Regions from separate parts of the Homo sapiens genome. Here region 2 is linked to region 1. Evidence: chromatin loops called from intact Hi-C (ENCODE). Cell type or tissue: endothelial cell of umbilical vein. All regions are shown on one strand. Links, peaks and the distances in the headings refer to the core of each region. The heading gives the core; the rest is flanking DNA. Region 1 has its middle 42 kb from the start of UCP1. Region 2 overlaps SCOC-AS1 (SCOC antisense RNA 1).

Region 1 (10,652 bases), core at 4,821-7,320:
CCCAGTTTTTGCTACCATTCAGGGAACTTCTACATCTAAACCAAGAACCCAGAAAACACTTTAACCTTGATTTCCTGGATTCCTGTGATTTTCCATCCCCTTCTGTGTCTTAGAAATATGAACTCATACCTTTTCACCTCTGTCATTCCCAGGACAGTTGCCTACAGTACTTCTAGTCCTTCAACTCCTCTATTAATCCATGAGGTCTCGCACTGATTTTCCTATTGAGATATGATCCTGTGGTCATCTCTTTCACCACTATCTTTTCAGCTCTCTCAACTCAATCTGCCTGGATCCTCTGCATCTGCCATCTGTCCTCTGCGGTGGTTACTCTGTAAACCCCAAATCAGGAATTGTTATAAGCATCTGCCTTCTTCATTCGCATCTGGGCTGCTGTGTAGCAGACACTGCTAGAGGTGAAAAAATTTACATGATATAGATTTGTACTACTCCAATTTTATGATTTTTATCTTCAGATAGGTCCTGAATGCCAATTAGCAATCCATGATTGTTCCATGTCCCTGATCCAATCTTCCTAGTCCCCCAAATAGCTATTTTAATTCTTTACTAGTCTCATCGAACCCCCTAATCCCACACCTGCTTCCTCTTAGATGAAAATTTGATTCTCAGTTAACAGAAATAATTGGAGCTATCAGTTGCAGCTCTCAACTCTGAGCCCCTCAAGTGCAAATGTGTCTGCACCTGCAATCTACTTTTCTCCTTCCTCCATGTTGGAGGAAAATTCAGCACTCTTTAACCTCTTTTATCTTCAACATCTTCTTCACAATAGCCTCAGGTTGTAAGACTATTTACTCAATCCCTTAACTTTGTAACATACTAGTTATTGACTTATCTAACTGCATCACAACCAAACATGAAAGAGTGGCCTTATCTTACTACCTCTGTTTCTTCACTTCCAGTCTAACTTCAGTGCACTTCGGCATGGATTTACCTTTGCACTGAAACTGCTCTTGCTGAGGGCAAAAACAGTTTCCTAATTGCTAGCTCCAATAGATCCTGATTCTTAACTTACTTTCTCTTTCTGTGGTATTTAGATCTTTTGACACTCCCTCATTAAAATTATCTCCTCCTTTTCAAGGTGTCCGTGACACCAATATCTTTGCAATTCCCCTTTGTTTCTCTAATAAATTCACCATGAACTTTCCTGGGCTGCTTTCCTTTGCCCACCTCTTACATGATGGTCACCACAAAGATCTTCCCAAGGTGCTCCTTTCTCATTGCTTGCCCTGAAAGAGTGCACCCACTTCAATAACTTCAACCCCTATCTGTCTACTACTGACTCCCAAATACTAAGTCAGCTCAGGCTTCTCTCTGGAACTGTTTCATTTAGTCCATATGTATTGAGTGCCTTGGGTGTTCCAGGCTTTGTGTCATGTGCTAATAACAGCAGTGACAATGAACAAAAGAGGCACAACAATGCTCTCACTTCCTGAACTTATATGCACTTCAAAAACTGGACTCTTCTCTCCCCATAAAGTTTCCCTTTATTATTCCCTATTTAATTAATAACAGCAATATCCATGTAGTAACTGAAGCCAGAAATGTATGTCATTCTTGATTCCTCCAAGTTGTTTATGACCCCATTTTTTTTTTTTTTTTTGAGACGGATTCTCACTCTGTCACCCAGGCTGGAGTGCAGTGGCATGAGCTCAGCTGACTACAGCCTCCATCTCCAGGATTCAAGTGATTCTCCTGCCTCAGCCTCCCGAGTAGCTGGGACTACAGGTGCACACCACCACACCTGGCTAAGTCTTGTATTTTTAGTAGGGACAGGGTTTTGCCATGTTGACCAGGCTAGTCTCAAACTCGTGACCTCAGGTGATCTGTCCACCTCAGCCTCCCAAAGTGCTGGGCTTACAGGCATGAGCCACTGTGCCCAGCCCCTATCCATTATTTTTTTTATTTTTTATTTTTTATTTTTTTTTTTAGATGGAGTCTTGCTCTGTCACCCAGGCTGGAGTGCAGTGGCACGATCTCGGCTCACTGTGAACTCTGCCTCCTGGGTTCACACCATTCTCCTGCCTCAGCCTCCCGAGTAGCTGGGACTACAGGCACCCGCCACCACACCCAGCTAGTTTTTTGTATTTTTAGTAGAGACGGGGTTTCACCATGTTAGCCAGGATGGTCTCGATCTTCTGACCTTGTGATCCACCTGCCTCAGCCTCCCAAAGTGCTGGGATTACAGGCGTGAGCCACTGCACCCAGCCCCGTTATTTTTTATAAACACCATTCAATCTCTGCTCCTCGGTCTATTCTCAATTATACTGACAGTCCAGCTTTGTATCTGGCAATAGGTTCAGAAGGGTTTTATTAGGTTTATATATTAATATTTGATCTATCTCTTCAGTCCAGACTGTATTTGTATAGGTTATCCTTAAGCAAAAGTATCAATCCTATTACCTTCATATAACAAAAGGAAATTGATTGCTTTTTACTTAAAACAAAACAAAACATTTCTTGGCTTGTTGTGGATTGAGCAGGCTCTCAGCTTCTTGCTTCTTCTTGACACCTTTGCCCAATATGTGATGATCCAACTGCCTCAAAGTGTGACCCAAAGGGAGAACTCAGAGGTTGGTGCTCTGATGGAAGCTTACATATGCATTTATAGTCCCTGACCTTGGCAACTGTAATAGTTTCCTTAATTGGGTCTGCTTTCAGTAACTGGAAGGCAGTCATTCATTTTTTCTTTTTTTTTTTAACTTTTATTTTAAGTTCAGTGGTACACGTGCAGGTTTGTTACATAGGTAAACATGTGTCATGGAGGTGTGTTGTACAGGTTATTTCATCACCCAGGTATTAAGCCTGGTATCCATTAGTTATTTTTCCTGATCCTCTCCTTCCTCCTCAACTCCACCCTCCAATAGGCCCTAGTGTGTGTTGCTCCCTTCTATGTGTCCATGTGTTCTCATCATTTAGCTCCCACTTATAAGTGAGAACATGCAGTACTTGGTTTTCTGGTCCTGTGTGAGTTTGCTAAGGATGATGGGCTCAAGCTCCATCCATGTCCCTGCAAAGACATGATCTCATTCTTTGTATGGCTGCATAGTATTCCATGATGTATATGTATCATATTTTCTTCATCCAGCCTATTCACAATAGCAAAGACATGGAATCAACCTAACACTGCATCAATGATAGACTGAAAGGCAGCATTTTAAAATGGCCCTTTGGCTATTTGTCAATCTGTGTGTGATATAATTACTCTTCTAATTGTTGGCAAGCAAGATAGAAATGCGCAAGTCTGTAAATTCATCATGTCACACTTTCCTATGTGTACATGAATGTTTGTAGCAAGTGTTTGAAACAAACTTTTTGGATTGCAACAAAGGTTGCTGGATTGTTGCCATTTTATTTTTTGCCCCTAGTCCTCCCTCTCACACTCCTCAGTTATTCTTTTAAACTATCGCTTATGTGATCTTTTGAAAACTTTAATGTAATCATGTTTTCCTCTGTTTTAAGCCTCTCACCATCCCACCTTCCTACAGGATAATAGACAAGCATATATGAAAGTTTATGATCAGTCACTACCTATGTATATACTATTTCTCAACATTGGTTGGTATCCTAACAGGTAAAGGACCAAAAATATCCAAGGTATTAGAGTATATTCATTTTCCCCTTTTGGTTCATATTTTACAGCATCCTTTGTCATGCTGTCAAATTCTATGAGCCAGGTGCAATATTTCAATCCCTCCTTCAATTCCTGCTGCAAATTTAGACCTAAGAGTAGGAAATGGGGAAGAGTATTTACTTTTGAAGTTTCAAAAGTGAAAGAAAGTTTGGTATAAACCAAGAAGTGATCAGTATGAAATTTCAAAGGACAAAAATGAAACCCTAGCAGCAGAATTTGGATAATATAACTCTATAATTTGTATTGAATTGTGCAGTATTTTCAGTGTAATGCAACACAATATCTCTTCTCACTGTGAGAAATAAAGAACTGTACTTAATAATGAGGAAGTAAATAAGGAAGTAATACTTGAACTTGCCAGATCCTTCTTAAATGCTCATGTAAACTGAGAAGATATTTGGAAGAGTCTATGAAAAGATAAAAACGCAAAATATTTTGAGATAGGGCACTGGGTTGTTTCAACAGCTTGTCTCATAAACAAGAGAATTTGTAAATAGCTGCTGCTATGGAGTTAACCTGGGTATATTGATTTTCTAAAAGACTTAAGCAACCTATGAAATTATAAACTTTTTTGAAAATGAGTAAGATGAAATAGCTTTAATAGTATACATGGGTTAACATGAATATTTCAGAATCTTCTTTGGAATTGTATCTTTGCTCCAAATGGGAAGGGGCAAAAAATACCATTTTAGAGCAAAACTGTCTCTTGGGTGGCTTGCCCATGTCCAGGTGTTTGCTGTGAAGAGACACAGTAGTTGGAATCCTCAGCCTACACCGTCACTCCCTGCAACTCTCACCACCTGGTTCACCATGGCTCACTCTAGGGGCCCTGAGTACACATGCTGAGTCAGGCAATGATGAAGCCACGAGGCCAGAAAAAGATTCTGACTATCTGGGAAATTACAGAGCCATTCATTTCTCCAGCACAATGTTTACCCATGTGTTGAGATTTCTTGGAAATAAAAAAAAAGACAATTGATGAAGGACTTGTCACTGGGCTTAGCCTTGCCGCTATGCTAAATTTAAACTCTCTTTGTCTTATAGTAGAGAAGTTTCCTTTGAAATATCGTTCATCTGTATGAATATCACATAATAGTGTTTATTTTTGCTTACTTTTTTCCATACGAGTAATACACAGACACAGCAAAATGAATTCCCAGATTGACCAATAAGAAGTGAGGCAGAAAGAAAGTCTTCCTTTATTAACTTCTGTACTCCTACTTCTCTCCTTGGAGGTAAGTATTATTAATAGATTGAATTTCATTTGTTCTAGAAATTTCTATATGTGTCTACATACACATACGCGTTTTTTGTGTTTTGTGTGTGTGTGTGTGTGTGTGTGTGTGTGTGTGTGTGTGTGTGTGTGTGGTGTTTTTTTTTTTTTTTTTTTGAGACAGAGTCTCACTCTGTCGCCCAGGCTGGAGTGCAGTGGCGCGATCTTGGCTCACTGCAATCTTTGCCTCCCAGGTTCATGCCATTCTCACCTCAGCCTCCCGAGTAGCTGAGACTACAGGCGCCCGCCACCACGCCTGGCTAATTTTTTATATTTTTTAGTAGAGACAGGGTTTCACCGTGTTAGCCAGGATGGTCTCGATCTCCTGACCTTGTGATCCACCCGCCTCGGCCTCCCAAAGTGCTGGGATTACAGGCATGAGCCACCACATCTGGCCACATACACGATTTTAAAACATACACACAAAAATTGAATCAAACTAAAACTTATTCCGTGATTTCATGTTTCACCTGAGGGTCATGGAGATTTTTTCCATAGGTGTATATGGAGTTCTGTCTCATTTATGTTAATGTCAGCACAGTATTCCATGAAAAGGAAATGTTCCGTAATTTATTTAGTTACACCTATGCTGCCCCACCCTCTGTCTCAGTTGATGGACTTTTACTTATATGTAGGCTTTTCTTATCATAAACATTGTGGCAAGGAATATTACTGTAAAGAGATCTGTGACATATATAAGAATATCTTTTGGGGATAGGATTGAAAAGGTAAACTTGCTGGATCAAAGCATATGTCCATTTAAAGTCATGACAGATCCTGTCAAATTGCCTTCAAAAGTCCTTCACTTGTTTACATTCCCATCAACAGCTAGTGCTCCCTTCTTACATACCTTCAGCAACATTTGAAATTAACACTCTTTCTATTTTTGCTAATCTGATGGATAAAAGATGATATTTCATTTTAATTCAAATTCCTTTCACAGTGAAGCAGTTGAATTTTTTAAATCGATACATAATATTTTACACATTTATGGGCTACTTTAAACAATGTTTATTGCTCCTTTAGGTTCTTTTGAATTTGCCTTCTAACTTTTGGTGTCTTGCATTATATGACAGTGTGCATGTTTTATGAAATCAAATCTGTTACACTTTTTACACATGACTTCTGTGCTTTGTTTCTCCAGTTCTTAAATGCCATTCACTATGACAACAACGAGAGAATAAAATGAAAGAGAAAGAGGGGGTTATTAAGCAGAAGGAATTGCTCCACGCTCACTGAAGGCCAGTGGCTTTCCAAAGAGCTGGGGAGATGCATTTTTCCATGGGGCCTTAACAGCCACTTGTATCTGTCACAGAGCAGGCCCAAGCCAGAGCATCTAGTTACACCCATTCAAATGCATCCCACATAACCTCATTAATATCTATTCTATTTTATCCCACTAGGGGGTAATGTTGGGCTAAAGACCATTCCTGGTGACTAAATTTGAAGCCAGCGTTCAACATGTTCTGATTGAAGTTTTATTTCTGTGGTCAAAACTAAAAGGATCCATTCCTCCCTTAATGCTAGAGACACTTAGGAAAAAAAAAAGAGAGAAGAGCTTTGAATTCAAGTGTAACTGAAATGATATTATCAAGAAGAGCTTGACAAAAGCTTCTGCTCCAGACAGCACTCAGCAGAGACAATGGATTATTCTATTACAGACACAGGAAGCCACGGACAAAAAGAGGAAAAGATTCAATGGAAGAGAGATGATGTCCTTCATGATGCAAACATCACCTAACATTAAATATTTCCACAGGATTTTATTTCTGCTTAAAATCTAATTTCCTCTTGGGTTCATGGCCTTAAGCTGGCAAAATCCCCTCCTAAAACACTGCCAACGTCATATTCCTGCAGTGCCAGTGTCTCATGGGTCACAGAGCCCTCCTCCATGGCCTGCCTAACTGGCACTCTTCCATCAGAGCGCCAGCCTGTGGGAACAGGTGACTCCCCAGTGGCCTCACTCACAAAGCTCATGGAGAAACACAATGGGTGGAGGCCATTTTTTTTTTCTCTGCCCCCTCTACAATCACGTACAAAAGCACCTTCTAGGATCACCCTTCAAACTTCCAAAGATCTCCCCCTCTCCAAGGGCACTCAGTGTCATGGTACACTTTTAATTTTCTCTGCAAAGGAGGCAAACTCAATTCCTCTTTTAACAGCTCCCTTAAAAATATTAAAGATCTGAATAAAGAAACTTAAAGGTCAAAATGATCCAAATTAAATGAGACAATTGTTTAAGGATTCAAGGGTGTTACTTTTTTTTCTTCTTTTCTTTTCTTTTTTTTTTTTGAGACAGAGCCTTGCTCTGCTGCCAGGCTGGAGTGCAGTGACATGATCTCAGCTCACTGCAATCTCCACCTCCCGGGTTCAATTAGTTCTCCTGCCTCAGCCTCCAGAGTAGCTGAGACTATAGGTGCGTGCCACCATGCCTGGCTAATTGTTTTTATTATTATTATTTTTAGTAGAGACTGGGTTTCACCGTGTTAGCCATGATGGTCTTGGTCTCCTGACCTCGTGATCCGCCCGCCTCGGCCTCCCAGAGTGCTGGGATTACAGGCATGAGCCACCGCACCCAGCCAAGGGCATTACTTTTAAAACAATACAGCCTGGACCTTGTCAGAAAGATGGAAGCAGGGTGGGCCTTCCAGTATTCCACTAAGAAGCTCACAGACAACACCACCAGCACACAAAGTAGGATAATTTTCTTTCCTAGATTTGGTGAGACAAAGAGGAAGAGAGAGAGAGAGAGAGAACTGTACACATGTGGGAGAAAGACATAAAGAGCTCACTAAGTAAAAGAGCTAGGCTGAATTTCAAGAACATCCAGAGTAAAGGAGGCCAGCCCCCTTAGAGATTTTCACATTCTGTTTCTTTTCTTTTCCTTTTTTTTAAGAGATGGGGTCGTGCTATGTTGTTCAGGATGGTCTTGAACTCTCAGTCTCCCAGGTAGCTTGGATTATAGGTGTGAGCCACAGCACCCAGCTACGCATTCCATATCTTTTTTTTTTTTTTTTTTAGACGGAGTTCCACTCTTGTTGCCCAGGCTGGAGTGTAGTGTCATGATTTTGGCTCACTGCGACCTCTGCCTCCCGGGTTCAGGCAATTCTTCTGCCTCAGTTTCCGAGTATCTGAGTTTACAGGTGTCCCCCACCACATTTTTTAGCAGAGATGGGGTTTCACCATGTTAGCCAGGCTGGTCTTGAACTCCTGACCTCAAGTGATCCACCTGCCTTGGCCTCCCAAATTGCTGAGATTACAGGCGTAAGCCACCGTGCCCAGCCTACACATTCTATTTCTGACTGTCACCTTTAGCTCTGACTGACCCCAAGGTATTGAGAGGAGCAACAGGGCCAAGCTACCTGAACCAGGCGTCAGCAGGTAACACAGTCACTTGTCTACACTTCCATGGATATTTTCTACGGTTTTCCTTCCCCATCTACAGACGGACAGTTTGGAAATGGGAAGACATACTATGCCCAGTTTAAAGTCTGTAATTTGAGAGCCTGGGGATGGGGTAGAAAGGGAAGAGTAGCAAAAGAGTCAGCAAAGCGGAGCACAGATCACTGGAGCCCTCTCCTGGGAATAAATGTTCCCTCCCCACACACATCTCTGTCCTTCCTAAATGGACTCCCATCTCTATCTTTTTCCCTCCCTCCTCACTAACTGCAGCTGCCAATTTGAAAGTCTTGTGAGTCAAAAAAAACAAGCCTGGAGATTTCTGTGAGCTCTCTGATTCCCAAGAAGAGGAAAGGAAGAAAATTAGTAAAATGGCTTAGTGAAGCTAAGCCTGTGGGCAGACTACCCTGAGTTACCTGTTCTTCACTCTGCCTGTATTTTTCAATATCTATTTATAATACTGCCTGAAATGCCACTAGGCAGAGCAATTTGGGTTTAGTACTGTCCTCAGACGTGGGCAGTTGGTGTCCTGCCTTGGGCCTCAGGCTTTAGTGGGCTCTGCCTTGTCCAGCCACTCTGACTATGCTGCCCCCACCACGCACTGCTCTGGAAGGACCAAGGAGACTGATGTCAGGGGGACTGTGCCAGTCACCTTGTCCAGACCACACTCTGGTAACCAGAATCCCATTACCCTGCCCAAACAGCTCTGAGTCCCTCCTAGGACCTGCCCAGTCTTCTCCTCATGCTCGTGAGAGCAGAGCCATGTACCTAGGCATGGCACCCTGGGCAGAAGGGTGCCTAGGAGTTCCCTGTTGGGAGGATTGTTTACAGACCCTCTATATATAAGCTGGGGTGTCACATCCACATGCACAACGCCATCCACAGTGAGATAAAAAATGGTGGGGGGTGGGCCTAGGGCCTCCATGTGTACTCTTCCCCGACCCAAACATGCTTTGGGTAGGCCAGCTTGGGTTAGCAATATTTCTTTTAAAAGGGACTACAATACTAACTCATTAGTATGAAATCAGTTTACAAACTCACCATTGGACTCTACCACTATACAAAATGTCAGCAAAAAAAGTCAAACTCTGTAAAATATTTGAAGAGGTTTATTCTGAGCCAAATATGAGTGAGCAATACCCATGACACAGCCCTCAGGAGTCCTGAGAACATGCGCCCAAGGGGGTCAGGCTACAGGTTGGTTTTATGTAATTTAGGAAGATATAAGCTATCAGTCAATACATGTTAAGATGTGTATTGGTTCAGTCTGGAAAGGTGGAACAACTGGAAGTGGTGGGTAGGAGGGTGCTTTCGGGTCATGGGTGGGTTCAAAGATTTTGCGATTGGCATTTGGTTATTATCTAAAGACTTGGAACCAATAAAAATGAACGTCCAGGTTGAGGTAAGGGATTGTGGAGACCAGGCTTTTATCATTCAGGTGAAGACTCCAGGTAGCAAGGCTTCAGGGAGAAAAGAATGTAAATGTTTCTTATCAGACTTAATTAATCTGTTCCATCAGTAATTCTGAAAGGGAGGAGGTATAATCAGGCATGTCCAACACCACCTTCCCATCAAGGCCTGAACTCGTTTTTCAGGTTAACTTTGGAATGCCCTTGGTTGAGATAAGGGATCCATTCAGATGGTTGGGGGACCTGGAATTTTATTTTTCATTTACAATAAGCAGGATCAAGAAGAGGTGGAGAAGACACTGAGTTATATGCCTGGGTCCTGTACCAATGCTGTGCACAACCAGATATCTAATCAATGACTCTAGCCTTGGGCTGACACCCTGAATGACGTTACTATTCACCTCATGACAAGCAGCCCAATCGCAAGCCTAATGCCGAAGACAGGCATGTCTGACAAGTTTCTTGTGTAAGCCAAGTCCTGGCTTGTGTGTTTTGTTGGTAAGGATTCTAACACATTTTCTGGAGTCACAAAAAAGGGGTGCCATGATCACTTAGCCAGAACCACAATTGGAGCCAGATAGAAAAATAGCCACACATGTGCCAGGTCTTTGCCACCCTTGGTCAAACAGAAGTATTTGAAACTTTCCTGTGGGTATTAGTCTTTAGACTCAATCCTTAGACTGGAAACATCCTAAAGAGGCTAAAATAAAGACTAGAATCCTAACTAAAATATCTGGGTTTTTATTTTCTGAAAACCAGAGTTACCTTCTTTCTGCTAAATCTAAGTCGAGCGGATGGTCCTTAGGAATATGCATAAAGGTGATTGCCATATTCTTCTCAACTTTTCCTCTTAAGTAATTTGTCAACTATTCATCAGTGCAGGAGCAAGAGGCTCAGAAGCCAAGCAAAATGGCTCTCA
Region 2 (10,652 bases), core at 3,524-6,023, 280 kb after region 1:
TTTGGATATTTTTGACAAATTAGTGCAAATTGGATTAATTCAACCCATTAGCTACAAAAGGAGAATGTGATGGTAAAACTTTATTTTCATTATATATAGCTAATAGCAATAGCTAGTATTTATTGAGTGACTACTCTTTGTTCAGAACTATTCTCAGTGTTTTACCTCTATCATCTCATTATCCTCACAACAACTCTCTAAGGAAACAGAAACATGAGGACAAAATGGCTTGCTCATGACCCACAGCCAGGAAGTGGCAGAGCTGGGATCCATGCCCAGGCAGTCCAGGTCCCAAGCCCACACTCTCACAACAGTGGCGGCTTCTATAACACATAGGCATTAAAATACACAATCTGATTAATATGCATATTGTGTTTTTACCTCTACATGTTCATTTTAAAGATGAAAATCAAAGATGTAATAAAGATGTAAAAAGGAAATATTAGGAAATTCTAGATTTCTTACATGTATATATACCTAAACATACACACATACCAAGTGAAATAATCACTTTGTATAATGTCTTCAAGATTCATCCGTGTTGTTGCATATTGCAAGATTTCCTGTTTTTTATTTTATTTATTTTATTTTTGAGACAGGGTTTTGTCATGTTGCCCAGGCTGGTCTTGAACTCCTGGGCTCAAGCAATCCAGCCACTTCGGCCTCTCAAAGTGCTGGGATTACAGGTGTGAGCCATCATGTCTGGCCCATGGGGTGTCTAAAATAGTCAAACTCATGGAATCAGAGAGTAGAATGGTACTGGGGCTGAGGGGAAGAGAAATGGTGGGGAATTGCTATTCCATAGGTATAAAGTCATAGGTATGCAAGATGAATAAGTTCTAGAGAACGGCTGCATAAAATTGTGCCTGTAGTTAACAATATGGTACTGTACCCTTACAAATTTGTTCAGACGGTAGAACTCACATTAAGCGCTCTTACCACAATAAAATAAAAATTAGGAAAAAAAACAGTTTCGCTATTAGTGTTTTTTTAATTAAAATTTTCCCTTAATTATATTCTGTTTTAAATGAATTTATCTTTTTGTTTTCACAAGTGTATTTAAATTATATGTCATTTAAATTATGGATTCAATTTCAGTAAATATACTTTAATATGCTAACAGCTCACATCAAGACAGGAATCTTTACATAAGCAATTAGCTTTGGCAATAAAGTGATAAATAGAAACACAATTCTTGACTTTACTGATGGATATTCTCTTAGAAGACATCAGTCTGGATTCTTCAGCATCAGCAATAATGAAGCATGACATTCATAATATGCTTATTTAGGTAGGCAGATAATACATAGAAATTCTGTTTAATAATAGAATTTGTCTGGGCATGGTAGCACATACCAAGGCAAGATGATTGCTTGAGCCTGGGAGTTTGAGACCAGTCTGGGAAACATAGTGAGACACTATCTCTACAAAAAAGATTTTTTTAATTAGCTGGGCGTGATGGCATGCCTGTAGTCCCAGCTACTCAGGAGGCTGAGGTAGGAGGATCACTTGAACCCAGGAGTTCAAGGCTGCAGTGAGCTATGATCACACCACTGCACTCCAGTATCAGTGACAGAGCAAAACGCTTTCTCTTAAAAATATTAATAATAATAGTAAGAGAATATGGCAGCAATTGGTAAAAACAAAATGCAGTATATATAATGTTTCCTAATTCAACATAACAACAAGGGGTTAAATGATGTGGATTTGTAGCTTCCTGTTTTGTCCAATTATCTTTAAGCCATCTACTCCAGCAACAAGATGTCAGATTTCATTCCACATTCATCAAATATTCATGTGGCATCCACTGTTCTTCCAGGGTAAACACTGTATTTCTTTAAATGCCTTCCAAGACTCCCAGTTCTGCTTGGGCAACACAGAAAGTTTAACACATTTTATTTTACACATTGTATGTAACTTTTAGTCAGTATATAAGTTACCTAGATTCAGTCAACATTAATTCAACAAATATTTATCAAATACCTGCCATGTGCTAGGCATTGTTCCAGGCACTGAGATTATAACATAAATGAAACAAAATACTTCTAATCACAGAGTTTACATTTTTGGTGGAGAAGGCAGACAATGATTAAACAGATAGACATATACATACACAAATATATATACTACATGTGTATTCAAATATATACATTATATGTATATACAAATATATATACCACATGTATGTATACCTAAACACACACACATCCAATGGAGAGGAGAGAAGTGCTATGAAGAAAAAATTGCAGGGTAAGGCACACAGAGAGTGATAGGAGTGTGGGTGTTATTTTATATACGGTGTCAGGAAGGCCTGGCTGATGCAATGACATTGGAGCAGAGACTAAAGGAGTTGAAGGAGCCAGCCCGAGGGCATCTGAAGGAAGAACGCTGGCAGAAAGATCAGCAAGTGCAAAGACCTTGAGGTGGCATGAACAGGTTTGGCATGCACAAAGAAGGTGTTAGAACAGGGAGGTTTGAGTGCTGTTTGGAAATATATCAGGGACTGACCATGTAGAGCCTCACAGGCCCTTTTAAGTTCCTTGGGTTTCACTCTGTGAGATGGGATACGTTATGCAGAGGAGAGGCTTCTGGTTATAGCAGGATGACTCTGACTGTAGTGAAGAAAATAGACACTGGTTAAAGGGTGAGGGGTAGGGGAAGGCAGAGTCAGGGAAGTGAGTTTAGAAGACTATTGCAGTAATCCAGGCAAGAGATGATGCTGTGATCTGGACTTGAGTGGTCGCTGTTGAGGTGGTATAAAGTAGTCAAATCCTGGACAGATTTCAAATCTGGATCCAAAGGCATTTGCCAATATGGAGAGTAAGAGAAAGATCAGTCAAAGATGACTCCAGGCCGGGCGCGGTGGCTTATGCCTGTAATCCCAGCACTTTGAGACGCTGAGGCAGGCAGTTCAAGAGGTCAGGAGATCGAAACCATCCCGGCCAACATGGTGAAAACCCGTCTCTACTAAAAATACAAAAATTAGCTGGGCATGGTGGCACATGCCTGTAGTCTCAGCTACTAAGGAGGCTGAGTCAGGAGAATAGCTTGAACCCAGGAGGCAGAGGTTGCAGTGAGCTGAGATCATGCCATTGCACTCTGCACTCCAGCCTGGGTGACAGAGCAATACTCCGTCTCAAAAAAAAAAAAAAAAAAAAAAAAAAAAAAGATGACTCCAGAGTTTTTGGCATGAGCAACTAAAAAGGGAGGTATCATTAGCTTAGGTGAGAAAGACTATGAAACACATAGAAGGAGAAACTTAAGAGTTTGATTTTAGGCATGTCTCGTATGAGATGCTTTTAAACATCTGATATGGTTTGGATCTGTGTCACCACCCAAATCTCATGTTGAAATGTAATCCCCAGTGCTGGAGGTGGGGCCTGGTAGCAGGCGGTTGGATCACGGGGGCGGTTTCTAATGGTTTAGCACCATCCCACTAGTGCTGTTCACATGATAAGAGTTTTCAAGAGATCTAGGCATTCTAAAGTGTGCGGCACCTCCCCATCTCTCTCTTCCTCCTGCTCCTGCCATGTAAGATGCCTGCTCCAGCTTTGCCTTCCACCATGAGTAAAAGCTCCCTGAGGCTACCCCAGGAGTAGATGCTGCCATGCTTCCTGTACAACCTGAGAAACTGTGGGCCAATTAAACCTCTGTTCTTTAGAAATTACCCAGTCTCAGATGTTTCTTTAAGCAGTGTGAGAACAGATAATACAAAATCCAAATGGAAATGTTCAGTGAGCAGGTGAAGATGAGTCTGGAGTTTAGGATAGAAGCTAGGGGAGATATAAACTTGAGAGCTGTGAAGGTGTGTAAAGCCACAGGACAGATGCCTTGTAGCTGTCCACACTTAGAAATCAGGAAGATAAGGAGGAATCAAACCAGGAGACTGAGAAGCAGCAGCCAATTTGGAAGGGGAAGAAGCAAAAGACTCATGTTCTAGAAGCCAAATGGGGAAATTATCTCCAAAGGACAGAGTGATCAACAGTGTTAAGTGGTCAGATCAAATAAGGTAAGGACTGAGGGATGATCCCATGTAAGATGTTTAAATGGATGTCTGGTTTCAGTTTCTAACCAGCGAGAAAATCTGATGAAGATAGATAGTGGCTACAAAATAAGGAAGTGGGGAGTGATCAGGAAATGAAAACTATAAAGAAAAAGGCCACTTGGGAACTATGGGCAACTCTTTTCCAGCAGGGTGGATTGGAAGCAGAGGAGAACAGGATGGAAAATGTTTATTTTCATAGTTCAGTGGTGAATCCAGAATTTTTCTACAGGAAGAACCTGGGTCAACATTCTGATTGGCAGAAGAGAGGTGGGCAACTAGTCTTGGAAATGCATTTTATATTAGATTAAGAAAATGCTATTGTCCTTATCAAAGAATTGGAGAAAGGAAAGATTAAAAACTCTTCCAAGCATCCCCTTGGAGCCACCATTGCCCAGACTTGAGGGCTGCCACATATGGATGTTAGCCTTGCACAGAGCTGCCTAATAAGGGAAAGTGGGGTCTGAAATCCATCCCATGCTCTGCTCACCAAACCATGCCCTAAACCTCCCAGGTATGCCTTTTCCTAATTTGCATATATACCAGCCGTACGCTGCATTGATGCAATAAAAACTGTTTTTTTCATCCCAATGGGCACAAACTGTATTTATCTATTAAATTCTTGTATTAATGAAGAGAACTGCCAGCACTCAACTCTCTAACTGAAAATTATTCAGAATCTGTAAAGTGTTTTTTAAAGGTGAGCTATTCTTACTTTCATGTCCATATCCTCACAAGGCATTTATTAGTGTTAAAACTTTCAAAGTCATTTGACTCTTACTATTAAAACATGTCTACTATTGAGAAAACAAAGCCATGAATTAAATCTGACTTCAATAAATTTTCACATGCCTTCCTTGAACCAAGCAATTGATACTTGCTTATGTCTCAACTCTGCAGCCCTTGTCTGAAAATCTTGATTTGTAGCTCACTAAGGTCAGTATGTTCCTATTATTGTGGCTTTGTTGGCTCCCTCTGGTGGATAAATTATGGGAACCTTAATTTTAAGTGCTCTTTAACAAAAAGCTTCAGCATTTTTTGTTTTTTAATTTTTAATTTTTTTATTTCAGTAGGTCTTTGGGGGAACAAGTGGTGTTTGGTTACATGAAAAGTTATTTAGTGGTGATTTCTGAGATTTTGGTGCACCCAGCACCCCAGCCGTGTACACTGTACCCAATGTGTAGTCTTTCTCCCAAGTCCGCAAAGTCCAACATATCATATGAAGATTTGTATCTTCATAGCTTAGCTCCCACATATGAGTGAGAACATAGGATGTTTGTTTTTCCACTCCTGAGTTACTTCACTTAGAATAATATTCTCCAATTCCATACAGGTTGCTGCAAATGCCATTATTTCTTTTTATGACTGAGTAAATGGTATATATATACATATACCACACTTTCTTTAGCCACTCATTGACTGATGGGCATTTGGGCTGGTTTCATATTTTTGCAATTGCAAATTGTGCTGCTATAAACATGCGTGTGCAAGTATTATCTTTGTATAATGACTTCTTTTCCTCTGGGTAGATACGTAGTAGTGGGATTGCTGGATCAAATGGTAGATCTACTTTTAGCTCTTTAAGGAAACTCCACACTGTTTTCCACAGTGGCTGTACTAGTTTACATTCCCAGTTCCCAGCAGTGTAAAAGTTTTCCTTTTCACCACATCCATGCCAGCATCTATTATTTTTTTATTTTTTGATTACGGCCATACTTGCAGGAGCGAGGTGGTATTGCATTGCGGTTTTGATTTCCATTTCCCTGATAATTAGTGATATTGAGCATTTTTCCATATGCTTGTTGGCCATTTGTATATCTTCTTTTGAGAATAGTCTATTCATGTCCTTAGCCCACTTTTTGATGGGATTGTTTGTTTTTTTCTTGCTGATTTGTTTGAGTTATTTGTCAATTCTGGATATTAGTCCTTTGTCAGATGTATTTTTGCGAATATTTTCTCCCACTCTAAGGATTGTCTGTTAACTCTTCTGCTTATTTCTTTAGCTATGCAGAAGCTTTTTAGTTTAATTAAGTTCCATCTATTTGTTTTTGTTTTTGTTGCATTTGCTTTTGGGTTCTTGGTCATGAAGTCTTTGCCTAAGCAAATGTCTAATAGGGTTTTTCCAATGTTATCATCTAGAATCTTTATGGTTTCAGGTCTTAGATTTAAGTCTTTGAGCCACCTTGAGTCGATTTTTGTATAAGGTGAGAGACAAGGATCCAGTTTCATTCTCCGACATGTGGCCTGCCAATTATCCCAGCACGATTTGTTGAATAGGGTGTCCTTTTCCCAATTTATGTTTTTGCTTGCTTTGTCAAAGATCAGCTGGCTGTAAGTATTTGGGTTTATTTCTGGGTTCTCTATTCTGTTCCTCTGGTCTATGTGCGTATTTTTATACCAATACGATGCTGTTTTGGTGACTGTGGCCTTATAGTATAGTTTGAAGTTGGGTAATGTGATGCCTTCAGATTTGTTGTTTTTGCTTAGTCTTGCTTTGGCTATGTGGGCTCTTTTTGGTTCCATATGAATTTTAGGATTGTTTTTTCTGGTTCTGCAAAAGCTTCAACTTTTTGAAGCCTTGAGGGCTTTGCTGTTCAAAGTGCATACAGATTTCCTGTGATTATAAGCTAAGTAGATACAGGACATTTTTGGGAGCAGTAGGTTGGGAGATGCCAAGGAAGGGATAGCCAGGGTGGCAGTGACAGTCTTGTAGACATGTGTCAGATGGAATCACTCTTGATAGGCAAAAGGCTTTAAAAAATGTTTAACTGGGTATAACATACATACAATAAAGTGTGCAAATTATAAGAGTACAGATACGTAATATGTATCCAACACCCAGATCAAAACCATTTCCAGAACTTCAGGGTAAGAATTTTTTTAGTTGGTTTTGCTTATTAGCATTCAGGTCAATTTTGAAGCAGAAAAAACAACTTGTAATTACAGGATTGCAGCCAGTAGTGTACCCAAATGAACTGTGAGGAATAATTTGTTAAATGCATTGAGGTGAAAAAATGTTGGGCACAGAGGTCGACTCGAAGGTGGCACACAGAAATTATTATCCTACACTCTGAGGTGAAAATTACTCATTTTTGTCCCTTGCTTGGTTGTGTTCATCAATTTGCTCTTTTTTGAACAATTTTCCAATTCTATTCCCTTTCTTCAGTTCAAAACACTGAGTGTTGTATGCTCAGGACTGTGGATTCAGAGAGGAATAAGTTGTGGTCCCTGCTCCTCAAGAACTGATAGACCAGTTAGGTTTAAAGCAAAAATAGGAGATGGGTGACTGTAATCCAATGTGTTAAGTGTGTCAGTAAGAAGAGCTAACATGATAGAGCATGTCCTGTGTGCTAAGCTTTCTTCTCAGCATGTTCCCTGCATCTTCCCATTTAAAACTCATTACTGGTGAGGAAGCAGAAGCACGAGGAGTCTGGTGATGTCCCCAAGGACTACGTGGCTGGTGAGTGTGGCTGCCAGGACTTGGCTCACGCATATCCACTTCTCAAGTGTGGCGTTGGAGGCACCTGCTGGCAGGGAGATCTTTGAATATCTTGTCCTTTGAGCTGCCCAACAAGCAGCAATGCTCAACACTACAGAAAAAAAAAACATGCCAAACAGCTTCTTTCCCTGATACAGTCCTAGTCCAGCCCCAAACTTGCCATTTCACAGATTCAAACAAAAGCTGGCTGCATCCTTGTAAAAATTCAAAGGCATGTTTTATTTTCATATGGAATACAGCAAAGTGTTGGATTACTCCAGAGTGAACGCTTGACTATTCATTGTTATAGCATGGATTTCTCCAAATCATAGGTAATCAACATAATTAGTTGTCAAGCATTTCAAACAAAACATTTGTTTTGTTTGAAACAGGGTCTCGCTATGTTATCCAAGCTGCCCTTTACCTCCTGGGATCAAGCCCCAGCCTCCCAAGTAGCTAGGACTACAGCCATGTGCCACTATGTCTGGCTATGTGTCAAGCATGTTTTTAAAAATAATTTCTATTTAAATTGCTTGTTGAATTGTCCACTAATAAGTGATTTTTTTTTTCAGTATTGAAAGCACAGTAGAAAGAATTATTGTAACCTTAGAGAGCTCCATATAGTTCAAAACAGATCAGTTTGATGGTGCAGGATTTTGAAATCCCACCTGAGAGTGGTGTTTGCATCTTCCTCCTATCAGAATTTGCTAAAGCAGGCAAAGACTGAAGACAAAGACAGCAGAGCCTTCCCACATAATCACAGAGTCCTCGCTCTTCGAACAGAGGTAAATTCTGTTCATCAGCAACACTGTGATGGCTTCACACTTAACACTCCTTAGAGGACAAGGGCCAAATTTAACATAAACTAAATTTTGTTTATCACAGGTTAGATGCAGGTGGGAACAGGAAAATCATAACAAGGTCTAGTAGTAGTTTTGATGGTGCTGATGTAGGAAGTGATTTTCAACTTCTTCAAGCCATCCTATACAACATCAAGGTTTGCTGTGAAAATGATGTTTGTGTAATCATTAGAAGAGAGAATAAAGGTGGAAACATTTGAGTTCCAACATTTATCATGGCTGCCCACTTCCAAGACTAGACCACAGGCCTCAGGAGCAGAGTCACATTGTGAGCAGTGATTGAGTTTCACCAATGAATGTTATCAGATTGAGCTTTACTGGGGCTCCAGTTCTTTGTGTCTAATTCATAATTTTGTTATGGTCTCCTAGGTGTATAAGAATTGTAAACACAAGCATTTATATATTTGTATGTTTAAACATATGTTTAAAACAAGATAATAAAAGACTTTAGCATTAGAAGTCCACGGGAGGTTTGTTTTCTCCCTAACAGTGTAGGGGGGGGGGTCTGCCTATAACTCATTTGAGAAATGCTGTACTGTAAAGCGTGGGCCTACAGAGGGAGACAAACACAGGCCTTGCTTTTCAGGAGCTCACATTGACAGAATTCACCACAGTGGACACAAGTGAAGAAATTATAAATGAACTTTTTTGAAGTCATGCCACTATATTTATTGCTGTTTTGTTTTTTTGTTTTGTTTTCTTTTGTTTTAACTCTCTGGCACCTTTAAAAGTTGCTGCTCAGCAAATAACTTTTTTCTGTGTTGCCTATTGGGATCTCCCCCTAAACATCCTCGTTGATTTTTTTTTCAATTTGCATACAGTAAAGTTCACTCTTTGTAGACTACTGTTCTATGGGGTTTGAAAATGCATAGAGCCATGTATCCACCTGCCCAAGTAATGTATAGAACCGTTTCATCATGCTAAAAATTACTTCTCATCCAGTCCCTTTGTAGAAAACCTCTCCCGTTTCCCTCAACCCTGCTAACCACTGAACCACTGACCTGTTTTCTATCCCTATAGTTGTGCCTTTTACACGATGTCATAAAAATGAAATCATATAATATGTAGCCTTTTGGGTCTGGCTTGTTTCACTTACAGAATGCATTTAAGATCCGTGTTGTTGTGTAAATCGATAATGCATTCATTTTTATTGTTGAGCAATAGCCTACTGTACGGATATATCACAGTTCCTTATTCCATTACCTACTGAAGGACATTGCAGCTGTTTCTCGTTTGGAATGACTGTGAATAAAGTTGTTATACACATTTTTATATGAATTTTTGTATGAACATTAGTTTTCAACTCATTTGGATAAATGCCTTGGATTGGGATTTCTGGATCATGTGGTAAGTATATGTTTAACTTTATAAGAAATTTCCAAATTGTCCTCCAACCTGGTTGTGCTATTTAGTATGCTCAACAGCAATGAATGAGAGTTCCTGTTGCTTTGCATCTCACCATACTGCCACGTTTTTCTCTATTCCAGAAATTCTGATAGGTGTGTAGTGCTATCACATTATGGTTTTCATTTACATTTTTCTGATAACAAATGATGCTGAACACCTCTTTTATATTTATTTGCTATTGATATCTTCTTAAAGAAATATCTGTTCAGATATTTTGCCCGTTTGTAAGATTGGGTTGTTTCTTATTACTGAGTTTTAACATGTCATTATATAGAGAGAGACATATTATATATACACTCTGGAAACGAGTCTTTGTCAGATATGTGATTTGCAATTTTTTCCCCAGTCTGTGCCTTGCCTCTGTGCCAGTCTTTTTATTTTCTCAACTGCATCTTTGGCAAAGCAAAGATTTAAATTTTGATAAAGTCAAATTTATCAGTTTTTTTCTTTTATGGATTGTGCTTTTATTGTTGTATCTAACAACCCATTGCCAAACCCAAGATCACACAAATTTTCTATGTTTTCTTTTAGACATTTTATAGTTTTATGTTTTGCATTTAGGTTTATTATCCATTTTTAGTTAATTTTTGTTTAAGGTACAGGGAGATTCATTTTTTGCAAATGGACTATTCTGGCATCATTTTCTGAAAAACTATCCTATGTCCATTGCATTGTCTTGGCACCTTTGTTAAAAATCAGCTGACAATATTTCTGTAGATCTATTTATGAATTCTCTTTTCTGTTCCATTGCTCCATGTGTCTGTCCTTTAGCTTATTCAATACTGTCTTGATTAGTATAGGTTTTGAATAAGTCTTGAAATCCTAGCATGAATCCTCCAACTTTTTTTTTTCTTTTTCAGCATTG

Evidence for each region. Hi-C counts contacts between places; a loop is a spot of excess contacts. Peaks named below come from ENCODE experiments on the same cell type or tissue, not always from the same donor. Only the 100,000 strongest peaks of a DNase experiment are listed, where the experiment ranks them.
Region 2: it touches region 1 in a loop (13-fold over the local background); 7 of 110 quality-filtered maps call a loop at or near these places.

Annotation. Positions count from the first base shown.
Region 1 is chr4:140,605,891-140,616,542 of GRCh38, reverse strand. No RefSeq gene overlaps it. Among named protein-coding and RNA genes, the nearest start is that of UCP1, 42 kb to the right of the region's middle. In endothelial cell of umbilical vein, for the core only: a CTCF peak has its summit at 6,323 (motif pointing right); a DNase peak (open chromatin) is centred at 6,362.
Region 2 is chr4:140,324,876-140,335,527 of GRCh38, reverse strand. The region is part of intron 2 of SCOC-AS1 (SCOC antisense RNA 1); the gene reads left to right. It also overlaps a transcript of SCOC not described here. Among named protein-coding and RNA genes, the nearest start is that of SCOC-AS1, 43 kb to the left of the region's middle. In endothelial cell of umbilical vein, for the core only: a CTCF peak has its summit at 5,001 (motif pointing left); a DNase peak (open chromatin) is centred at 5,007.